Regions from separate parts of the Homo sapiens genome. Here region 2 is linked to region 1. Evidence: read pairs that join two places in POLR2A ChIA-PET (ENCODE). Cell type or tissue: Caco-2. All regions are shown on one strand. Links, peaks and the distances in the headings refer to the core of each region. The heading gives the core; the rest is flanking DNA.

What was found. ChIA-PET counts read pairs that join two places held together with the same protein. Peaks named below come from ENCODE experiments on the same cell type or tissue, not always from the same donor. Only the 100,000 strongest peaks of a DNase experiment are listed, where the experiment ranks them.
Region 2: POLR2A ChIA-PET joins it to region 1 with 6 read pairs; 4 of 35 experiments call an interaction of 5 or more read pairs at or near these places.

The regions. Positions count from the first base shown.
Region 1 is chr9:97,525,851-97,531,232 of GRCh38, reverse strand. The region is part of intron 2 of TMOD1 (tropomodulin 1); the gene reads right to left. Among named protein-coding and RNA genes, the nearest start is that of TMOD1-AS1, 12 kb to the right of the region's middle. RefSeq lists a silencer at 229-387 and enhancers at 1,476-1,525, 2,958-3,057. In Caco-2, for the core only: no CTCF peak of the experiment used is centred there; DNase peaks (open chromatin) are centred at 2,562 and 2,999.
Region 2 is chr9:97,416,894-97,422,275 of GRCh38, reverse strand. All of the region lies in intron 1 of TDRD7 (tudor domain containing 7), which reads right to left. Among named protein-coding and RNA genes, the nearest start is that of TDRD7, 7.5 kb to the right of the region's middle. In Caco-2, for the core only: no CTCF peak of the experiment used is centred there; no DNase peak of the experiment used is centred there.

The DNA.
Region 1 (5,382 bases), core at 157-5,156:
TTATCTACAGAATGACATTAAACCTCATCCTATGAGGATCAATCTTGTAAGATCCTTGTAAATATTTTATGAAATGATGCCCATAAAATGCTTAGCATAGCACCTGGCATGTAAGAACACCTTAGCAGAGGCCAGGTGCAGTGGATCACATCTGTAATCCCAGCACTTTGGGAGGCCAAGGGGTGGTGGGGGGGGTGGGTGTGGATCACCTAAGGTCAGGAGTTCGAGACCAGCCTGGCCAACATGGTGAAACCCCATCTCTACTAAAAATACAAAAATTAGCCGGGCATGGTGATGTGCGCCTGTAAGTCCAGCTACTTGGGAGGCTGAGGCAGGAGAATCACTTGAACCTAGGAGGCGGAAGTCACAATGAGCCGAGATCACGCCGTTGCACTCCAATCTGGGCAACAACAGTGAAACTGTCTCAAAAAAAAAAAAAAAAAAAGCCGGGCCCGGTGGCTCACGCCTGTAATCCCAGCACTTTGGGAGGCTGAGGCAGGTGGATCATGAGGTCAGGAGATCGAGACCATCCTGGCTAACACGGTGAAACCCCGTCTCTACTAAAAATACAAAAACAATTAGCCAGGCATGGTGGCGGGCGCCTGTAGTCCCAGCTACTCGGGAGGCTGAGGAAGGAGAATGGCGTGGACCCGGGAGGCAGAGCTTGCAGGGAGCCGAGATCATGCCACTGCACTCCAGCCTGGGCGACAGAGCGAGACTCTGTCTCAAAAAAAAAAAAAAAACTCCTCAGTAGAAAATCATCGTTATTATTATTCAGGCTTTGCAGAGGGTCTGTTGTTTTCCATTATTGTTTCTATGGTTATATTGTGTCACAGATTCCTGACAGCTGACTTTAAAATCAACTCTTAGGACCCAATTTCTTTATAAGGTTGAATTATCTCTACCATCTTCTCTCCTGCGAATATTTTGAGCCTTTTACTGAGACAGTTTAAAAAATGTTCTGCCTTTCCCCAAATCCTCATTAACAATCAATATTTACAGTTAAATTCCTTGTGTTGGTGGATTCTTCTTTTCTTGAAAGATTAGTATTTATTGTGAAAATAACATAACAACTTCAAAAGAAATCAAGTTGGAAATAAGAATTTACGCATAATTCCCCAATCTGCTCTCTGAGTTTCCTTCTGGGCTAGTCTCAGAGGTGCTCCCAGGGTTAACAGCACAGGTTACTGGGCCAAGACTGTCTAGGTTGGAATCCCAGCACCGCTCAGATTGCATCCTGGGCAGGTTACTTTATATCTCTAAGCCTCGGCTTCTCCATCTTTAAAATGGGGCTAATGACTGAACCCTCCCAGAGGACTAAATGAGATAATCCACGTAGGGCTTTGCTTATGGCACACCCAGGAAGTATTGAGCGTCTATTACTCATATGAAAACTGTACACTGCTCCCTGCAGAAGTCACGATGACTTGTCATTCTCAAAACCTCTCTCTGTGTTGCCCCCACTGCCTGGTACAAAGGCAATCTGAACTGAGGAGCTGGCTCTGCTTCAGAGCAGCATCCACTTAACTCCAGAGAGATGAGAAAGGGCAGATCCTCTGGGGAATCAGTCAACAGCGGATACTTTTAGCACATGAAGCATTCCTTTCCCGAGGGAGTCCAAGTGCAACAATCTCATGATAAGCTCGAGTTTTTCCAGAGAGAGAGATAGAAAGTTTTGGGGACTTTTTTTTTTTTTTTAACGTGCACAAGTTTGGAATCCTCTGCTGCAAACAGAGCTGCTTTCCAAGTCCTCGTACTCCATTCTGCCACATGACACTGGGGCTTAACAATTGCATAACCAGAAACGTCACCCCTTGAAGTGTTTGTTGAATTCAGGTACTAAGACAGCCAGGAATGGTTCAAAGAAATCATATGTGGTTAGAGCTAGAGGGGGCTTCCAAGGCCATCTAGGCCGACTGTATCCATTTTACAGACAGGAAAATTGAGATCCAAAGAAGGAAAATCACGTACCCAAGTCCAGAGCAGAGCCAGGACTGGAACCTGGACTTCTGCACCTCAGGCTCTTTCCCAGAAAAAAGAGGGATTATTTTCCTACAGCGACCCCCAACCACAAAACCAGAGCACATCTGCAGTCTAAACTCTCTCCCTGAACACTCCCATGAGGCCTTGGAGTGGCATGGCTACGTCGTGGACTCCAGACCCACACGCAGTGGCTCTGCCATCGCCTAGTTGTGGGACTTTGGACAAGTTACTTCACCTCTCAGTTTCCTCATCTGTAAAATGGGGATGATAACAGCGCCTGCCTCCTAGGATCATGATGATGGTCAAATAAGTTAATATTTTCAAATTCCTTAGAACAGCACCTGCACATAGTGAGTGCCATCTAAGCACTCATTAAACAAAAACAGGAGGAATATGGACTATAACAGAGAGGGCAGTGGCCTAGGTGCCAAGGCACCAGGGTTCTGATCTGGTTCTGCTTGGATGTGTGACCTAGACCAAGTTCTTTCCCCTCTCTGGGCTCTGCTCCTGCTCTGAAGCCGTGGGAGGGGCAGACACCTGCTGGCTGGCTAGGAGTCTCTCATTGTCTGCATATCTTTGGCCTCTCCCTGTGCTGTGATTTCAGAGCATGGGCCAAGGGAGGGTGAAACTAGAACTGGAATGTTTGTGCTCTCCAAAAGAAGGGAGGCCCTCCAGGCCTTTTCGAAGCTCACATACTGTCTTGCAAATCAGGTAACAGAGCTGATCTTAATGAAGGGATCAATTGTGTGGCTGGGACAGAAACTCACTGGCCTCCATTATCTCCTATCCTCTCTCTGGTTTCTCTTCTCTTTTCTTTGAACTGAGAGAGAAAGGGGTCTTTGAAAATGCCAACTGGGAAACCACAGTGGTCTGAGAATCTCAGGTCTCAGATGGCCCATGCCTGCTCCCACACCCCTGTGCTCAATTACTTTTCTCCTGCCAGAGTGGGAGGTGCACACACTCTGGAGCCTGTTTGAAATCCGAGTCTCCGTGCCTGCCTGGGTCCTGCGACCGTCAGCAAGTTGAGCCCCAGGTGCTCTGTCCCTCCAGTAGCACAAGTGGAGTGTCCCTTCCCTGCTAATCACCTGGGCGGGAAAGCTGGCTGTGTGAGAGCTGCAGGGCCCTGGGTATTTGCTGCTGAGGCTGGATGCTCTGATATGTCGGGTGGCAGACCTGCGGGAGCTCTTTGCCAGTTTGGGGGTGAAACAGAATGCAGTTGCTGGTGGATGTATTTTGGGTTCTGCGAGGCCTCCTCCATCTGTCCCCCTCCACTCCCAGGTCTGTCGCTTGGCTCTGACCCTTGTCATCACCTGCCTTATTTGCGGTCACAGCCTGACCTAACCTCATCCCCATGCAGCATCTCAGGGCAACTCAAACAGCCCAAAAGGCCTGCAGGGCCCTCAGGTGCACTTCTCCCTGGGAATGGCAGAGATTCCCCCGCGGGAGCGCCTCCCACCTCTCACCCATCTCCCTGACACCCCTCCAGTCCATGTGTCCCCAGCATCAGCTCCCAAAACCCCTCTGAGTCTCTGACCCTCAAGGGCTCCCTGAACCCACTGAGCAAAGTCTAAACCCGTCAGTCGGCCTTGCCGCCCCCTCTTCCCCCGCGTTATCTATCCCAACCCCTCTTTCTAGTCGCATCTGACCCTCCACAGAAACCACACTAAGATTCCCATCCCCAATTCCTTCCCTACACAACACTCTCCTTGCGGCCTTTCTCAAAGGCCCTCACTCGGCATGGAATTAAAAAAATCCAGAGCTCAGTTCCAGTATCACCTGCTCTGTGATGCCTTGCACCAGTAAGAGTTAATCTCCTGGCACAGCTTCCTGTCTGCTCTGTGTCAAGCTCAGTGTATTATGCCTGTGTCCCCACCAGCCTGTGCTCCTGAAAGGCAGAGTCCCAGCCAGGCTGCCCTGTTGGTGCCCAGCACAGTGCTCGGCAGGTAACCGAGTCACATTTATTGAGTTAACTGGAAGTGGCTACATGCCTCTTTTGTTCTCCCTTTATAAAGTTGTTTGTTCTTGGAATTCTGTGTGACAGTGATCTAGGATAGAATTAGAACAGAATAATTTTGCAGCTTGATTTTTTTCTTGCCTACATGGCTTGTTTTTACTGAAACACAGGCTAATGGGGAGAGATGATGCGGGGGAAGAAAGAGAAATGCAAGGCTCTTTCCACCAATGCCGACTTTTGATCAACTTGAGCAGCCTCATCAGGAAACCATCTTCTCCTGGCAGGCAGGGGAAGATCGTGAATATCAGGAAGAGGAGGACACACTGTTGGAGAGATGTGTAATTCTATGGGGCCTGGGACCCAAGAGCCCTAGGCAAGGATTCTGAGTTATCTGGAATGAAGCCACTTAATCACACCTGGGTATAAGACCAGATTATAAGTCAGGTTAGCTTAACCCTGAAAATGACCAACCAACTCTGCTATTCCATGGCTGGGGACATTGAGGTCTAGGAAGGATGGCAGCTTGGTCCAAGGTCACATGGAGTGGAAGAGACAGGGTTGGGATTGGAAGCGAAACACCTAACTTCTAGTCCTGCATTTTTTCATCAAACTGTGCTCCCGGGATGTTAGCAGTGACCATCTCTGGGTGAGTGAGATTGAAGTGTTGTTTTCTTTATGGATCACTATTAAACCAGAGTTGAGCAATGGCTGGTTTAAAAAAAGGGTGTGATACATTCCATTTTTAATTAAAAATATATAACATGGAACATTTACTCAGTTCAGTAACTTTGATTATCTACCTTCTCTGTGCTGGTTATTGACCTGGGTGCCTGGGATATAGCTGTAGGATGAAGACCCTTGTCTAGGAGGCCACCTACGAACCCCTCTATGCCCATGCTCACAGTTCTAGTGTGACTTGCTAAACCACATACACAACCAAAGAGACTTTTGACTCTTGACACTGTGTACCCTGACTGCAGGGATGAATTCTGAGTATTAAACACACTTCTAAATGTGCCAACTATGAAATGCAATGATAAAACATCAAACATTAAATGAGAAGAATTATTCTGGTCCTTTATTTCTCAGCTCATTCATTCCATGACACATGTTCTCCACCATCCTGAAGCTGCTGGCTCGATATAACGGGGTAACGGCCTTTTGAAGACTCAGTTACAGTGCCAGCTAGGTGGCCACACCTTACAGGCCGGGGCAACATTCTCCAGAAGGCTGTATATGCTCTGAATCAGTGGGCAATTGCGGATGCCATTTCTCCCATAGCTAGGATTCATGGGTCAGGGAATCAAGATTGGAAATAGGAGTGGCACCACTCACCATTTCTCCTAGTGATGCACTAGCAAAACTTTTGTTCATTGTTCCCATGACCCTGTGGTCTGCTGGCCTAGAAGTCTTAGTTTCAAAGGACCAAAGTTCCACTAGGAGAC
Region 2 (5,382 bases), core at 159-5,158, 110 kb after region 1:
TTACAGGCATGTGCCACCATGCCTGGCTAATTTTTTTGTATTTTTAGTAGAGACAGGGTTTTGCCATGTTGGCTAGGCTGGTCTCAAACTCCTGACCTCAAGTGATCCACCCACTTCAGCCTCCCAAAGTGCTGGGATTACAGGTGTGAGCCACCTCCGGCCTAGTAAACTGATTTTTAACAAAGATGCTAAGGAAATTCAATGAAGAAAGTTCAATGAACAGTGCTAGTAAAACTGGTCATTCATATGCAAATAATGAACTTCATATTATATATACAAAAAATTAACTCAAAATAAATAATTTAGGTCCTAAATGAAAAGGCTAATAGTATAAAACTTCTAAAAAATACACAGGAGTAAATCTTTGTGGCCTTGGGTTAGGCAAAGACTTTTGAGAACCATAGAAGAAAAAATTGGCTGGGCACGGTGGTTCACGTCTGTAATTTCAGCACTTTGGGAGACCAAGGCACATGGGTCACCTGAGCTCAGGAGTTCGAGACTCGCCTGGGCAACATAGTGAGACTCCGTCTTCACACACACACACACACACACACACACACACACACACACACACACAAAAGCTGGGCATAGTCGCACGTGCCTGTAGTCCCAGCTACCTGAGAGGCTGCAGTGAGCCGTCATGGTGCGACAGAGTGAGAACCTGTCTCAAAAAGAAAAAAAGAAGAAATTGACAAATTGGATCTCATCAAAATTTAAAATGTCTGCTCTTCCAAAAGCTGTTCAAAAATGAAAAGCCACAGATTGTGAGAAGATATTTTCATAACAGACGTGGTAAAGTTGGTAGTCATATATAAACAATACTCAAAACTCAATAATAAAACAAAGATCCCAATTTAAAATGTGCAAAACACCTGAATACATATGTCACTAAAGTAAAAATGAAGATGGCAAAAAAACACATGAAAAGATGCTCAACAGCATTAGTCATTAGGGAAATGCAAATTAAATTCACAATGAAGTATCACTACACATCTATTAGAGCAGCTTAATTTTTTAAAAAACTGACAATACGAAGTGCTGATGAGAAAGCAGAGCATTTAGAACTCTCATACATTTCTGGTGGGCATGCAAAATAGTACCTTGAAAAATAGTTTGACAATTTCTTTTTTTTTTTTTTTTTGAGACAGAGTCCAGCTCTGTGGCCCAGGCTGGAGTGCAGTAGCCCGATCTCGGCTCACTGCAACCTCTGCCACCCAGGTTCAAGCAATTCTCCTGTCTCAGCCTCCCGAGTTGCTGGGACTACAGGCACACACCACCTCGCCCAGCTAATTTTTTTGTATTTTTGGTAGATATGGGGTTTCACCATATTGGTCAGGCTGGCCTTGAACTCCTGACCTCAGGTGATCCACCCGCCCTGGCCTTCCAAAATGCTGGGATTACAGACATAAGCCACTGCCCCGGCCAGTTTGACAATTTCTTACAAAGTAAAGTATACACTTATATAACCCAGCAGTCCTCTCCTACATTATTGCCCAAGAGAAATGATGACATATGTCCACACAGAAACGTGTGTGTGTATATAACAGCATTATTTATAATTGCCCCCCAAACTGGAAACAATCAAAATGTCTATCAAAAGGTAAGTAGATAAACCAAACTAGTAGCGCCATACAGTGGAATACTATTCAGTAATAGAAAGGAACAATCTGTTGATACATAAAACATGCATGACTCTTATATTATGCTAAAGGAAAAAGCTGGACACAAAAGGCTACATACATGATTCTATTTATGTGAACATTCTGGAAAAGGCGAAACTACAGACACAGAAATTAGATCAGTGGTTGCCAAGGGCTGGGGGTAAGGGGAGGTGATTGGCTATAAAGAGGGATTTTTACTGCATGTACAGCATATCTTTAACCACCACACCCTCCCCCACCCGCCCCCCCCAAAAAAAAGTTCTTTTAAGCTATGCTTCTCTGTGGTCAGCCCTCTCTGGTTCATACACACACTGCCCTGGCTCCTGGCAACTACCAATCTGCTTTCTGTCACTATGGATTATTTTTGCCTAGTGCTTTGTGTTCCATCTATGTTACTGCATTTAACTCAGTTCATTCCTTTTTATTGATGAGTAGTATTCCACTGTATGGGTATACTACAATTTGTTTATCAATTCAAATGTTGATACACATTTGGGTTGCATCCAATTTTGAGATATTATAAATAAAGTTGCCTTGATCATTCATGTACAAGTATTTAGGTAGGCACATGTTTTTATTTCTCTTATGTAAATTCTGAGAAATGGCTTTTCTAAAAATCTAGTATCTATAATAATGCTGGGAGGCTATTATCCTCAACTTATAGATGTGAAAACCAAGGTTCAGATAAGTTAAATACTTAAGATATCGCGGGATGTAGATAAGCTAGGATTTCAATCCAGGTCTGTTTGATGCCAAAGGCCACACTTTTCCCATTATATCACCCTGTCTACTGGTACTGGGAAAAACACCCAGCAAACCCTGAAGAATTAAGAACAGGAGACAAGACAGGAAAGAAAGGGTAAGCAGAGTAAAAAAGAAAAAAACAGTGGTGTGAAATCCACAGCTGACTCCACTTAGTCACAGGGCTGGTGTGGATTCCAAGACAATGGAACAGCTGGAGATACTCAATAGAAATTCATGGCAGAGACAGAGAACTGCAGAGTCTGCACACCTCCACTACCTCTGAAGTCCACACTCTGAATGAATGCCAGGGAGCAGGAAAGAGGACAGCTTTGGGACCTATACTTCACGGTTGCCAGATGTCAATGCTGAAGTATGAATTTTGGGTCCTGAATAGTAAACTGATGACACGGAAAATAGTTTAACAATGGTTCATGACTCATGAGTCAAAGATCACTGAACTACTATACAGTTATTTCCACAAGTAGTAAAAGCAACAGTGGAGACTGGCCAAGTTTTAATTTGCAAGAGGACATACTAAAGCATCACTTGCTTACTCCTCAGTGCCAATCCACCCTGACTATCCATTTCTGATCTCCACCTTCCCCATCTATGTGCTCTTCTTCCCTTCAAAACCCAATCCCTCCCATCAGTTCATCTAGAGCTCTTCTGAGTGAAACTGGGCTTTGCATCTTTGTATATCCGTATGCCTAAGTGGGCCTTGGCTATCAGCTACATACGCATTACATATAGATATAATGTCAGGTGGTTAGCACACATCCAGGGAAAATATCCATCTGGGTGTGACCAGTGTAAACGACTCAAATTAGACTGTTCAATATATCTGACTCCTCCCTGGCCAGACTACTTTATATTCCCCTGCCAGAGTTTCAGTAAGAAGGCCTTACCCTTTGCCTTAAGAATAGAGTTTCCATGGTATTCTCCTTCCCTTCATTTTGGAAAGAGCATCTGCTCCACTGCCACCTCCCCTCTGTGGTCTACTTTTCTCAGCTACATTAGGAGTGGACAGCAACCATTAATTTATGGGGAAAAAATGTCGGATAAATGCATTTTACTAATGGGTGTCCTGTTACTAAAACCTAACAGAACACTGTGATTCAGGTTTGAAAGGACAGGTCCAGCCCTGTCTTAGAGTCTAATCAGAGGCTTGTTCTACAGGTTGCCCTCTGCGAAAGCCTTCCACTCCTTCCACCCTTGGGAGAACCATTTTAGACCACTGCCCCTGAAATGTCCCTTCTATCTTCCTTATTTCTGCTCTGAAACAGCTGCAAGCAGGGATCTCCCAAAAAGGGCACTTCACAATTTTTTTTTTTAAGGAGCGGCATTCAGGTAGAGTCTTCCTCTTGTCCCCACCCATGACCTGTTTAACGGCCAGAGCAGAGTGAGGTACGAAGCTTTGCCTAATGCTTGCTTCTCTAGTCCCACCCTCTTTAAATGTGTCTTCTCCTTTATATAGCAGATGTCTCGTGACCTCCATCCTAATTGTTCTATCCTTTGCCCCGAGACTCTTGGAAGAAAATTAAATAAAATACCAGTGTGAATCTGCACGGCACAGAAGTGCTCATCCTTATTTTTCACTTTTCCCACCCTATCCAACCTCACATTTACCCACCTTGATTTCTTGGCATTGTCAGACTGTTTTTTCTAAGTTATATTTCTCAATCTGACCTGAGAAAAGCTTATGCCACACACATACTTCCTACTTTCACTCCCCCTTTATTTTTCCCCCAGATAGAGTCTTGCTCTGTCACCCAGGCTGGAGGGCAGTGGCGTGATCTCCGCTCACTGCAACCTCTGCCTCCTAGGTTGAAGCAATTCTCCTGCCTCAGCCTCTTGAATAGCTGGGATTCCAGGCACCCATCACCATGCCTGGCTACTTTTTGTATTTTTAGTAGGGACGGGGTTTCACCATGTTGGCCAGGCTGGTCTTGAACTCCTGACCTCACGATCCACCTGCCTTGGCCTCCCAAAGTGCTGGGATTACAGGTGTGAGCCACCGTGCCTGGCCTTTCACCCCCTTTTTAATGCACATATTATCACAGTTAAAATCTACTTTAAAATATTTCAATAGTAAAGTTGCTAACACCTGGCCATTGATATATTTTGATTTGGTTTTGGGGGAAGGGCAGGGGATTGCAGAAGATTATGCCTGAGCCTCCTTTTACTTGTGTTCCGCAAGTTTAATGCCACTGCTCACTCATTTTCCTGGGATAAGCCCCTTCTCCTGGATCTCATTCTCTTTATCTGTAAGATGAGTGAGGTCAGTATTAGTTCTCAATCCTCCCCCAAGCAATGTGATACATAAAGATGGAAGGCGGATGTCTACAATTCCTTCACTCTTCACCACTTCCATGGCAGTTGTCCTAGTCCGTGTCAGCAACATCTCTTTCCTGGAGCAGAGCAGCTGGGCTCTTAGCTGGTCTCTCTGCTTCCACTTCACCTCCTAGAATCTGTTCTCCACATATCAGCCTGAGTGATCTTTTCATATAATATATACTATTATATCACGTCACTCAAAACCCTCTAATGCTTCCTGTGTTAACTCAGACAAAAAGCCAAGTCCTTACAGAGCCAAAAAGGGCCCTGCATAACCTGCAACCCCCACTTCTTTGCCCTAAGTTCTCTCTTCTCTTTATTTTCATTCACCCATCCTGGGCTCCATGCTTTTCCTTGAACATGCCTGAGATGGCCTCACAACAGGGCTTTTGTACTTGCCATTCTCTCTACCTGGGACATATTGACTCCAGGGGCACATGTGGCTCACAGCCTTACCTCCTTCAGCTAAAGTACGTGCTCAACTGTCACCTCCACAGTAAGGCCTTCTCTGGCCACCCTATTCAAAATCAAAACTGAGATGCCAGCTTCCCTGATTTTCTCCTTAGCACTTATCACCATCCAATATTCTTCTCCATTTAATGGTTTTATCTTTCTCCCCAACTTCAATGCAAGCTCCATGAAA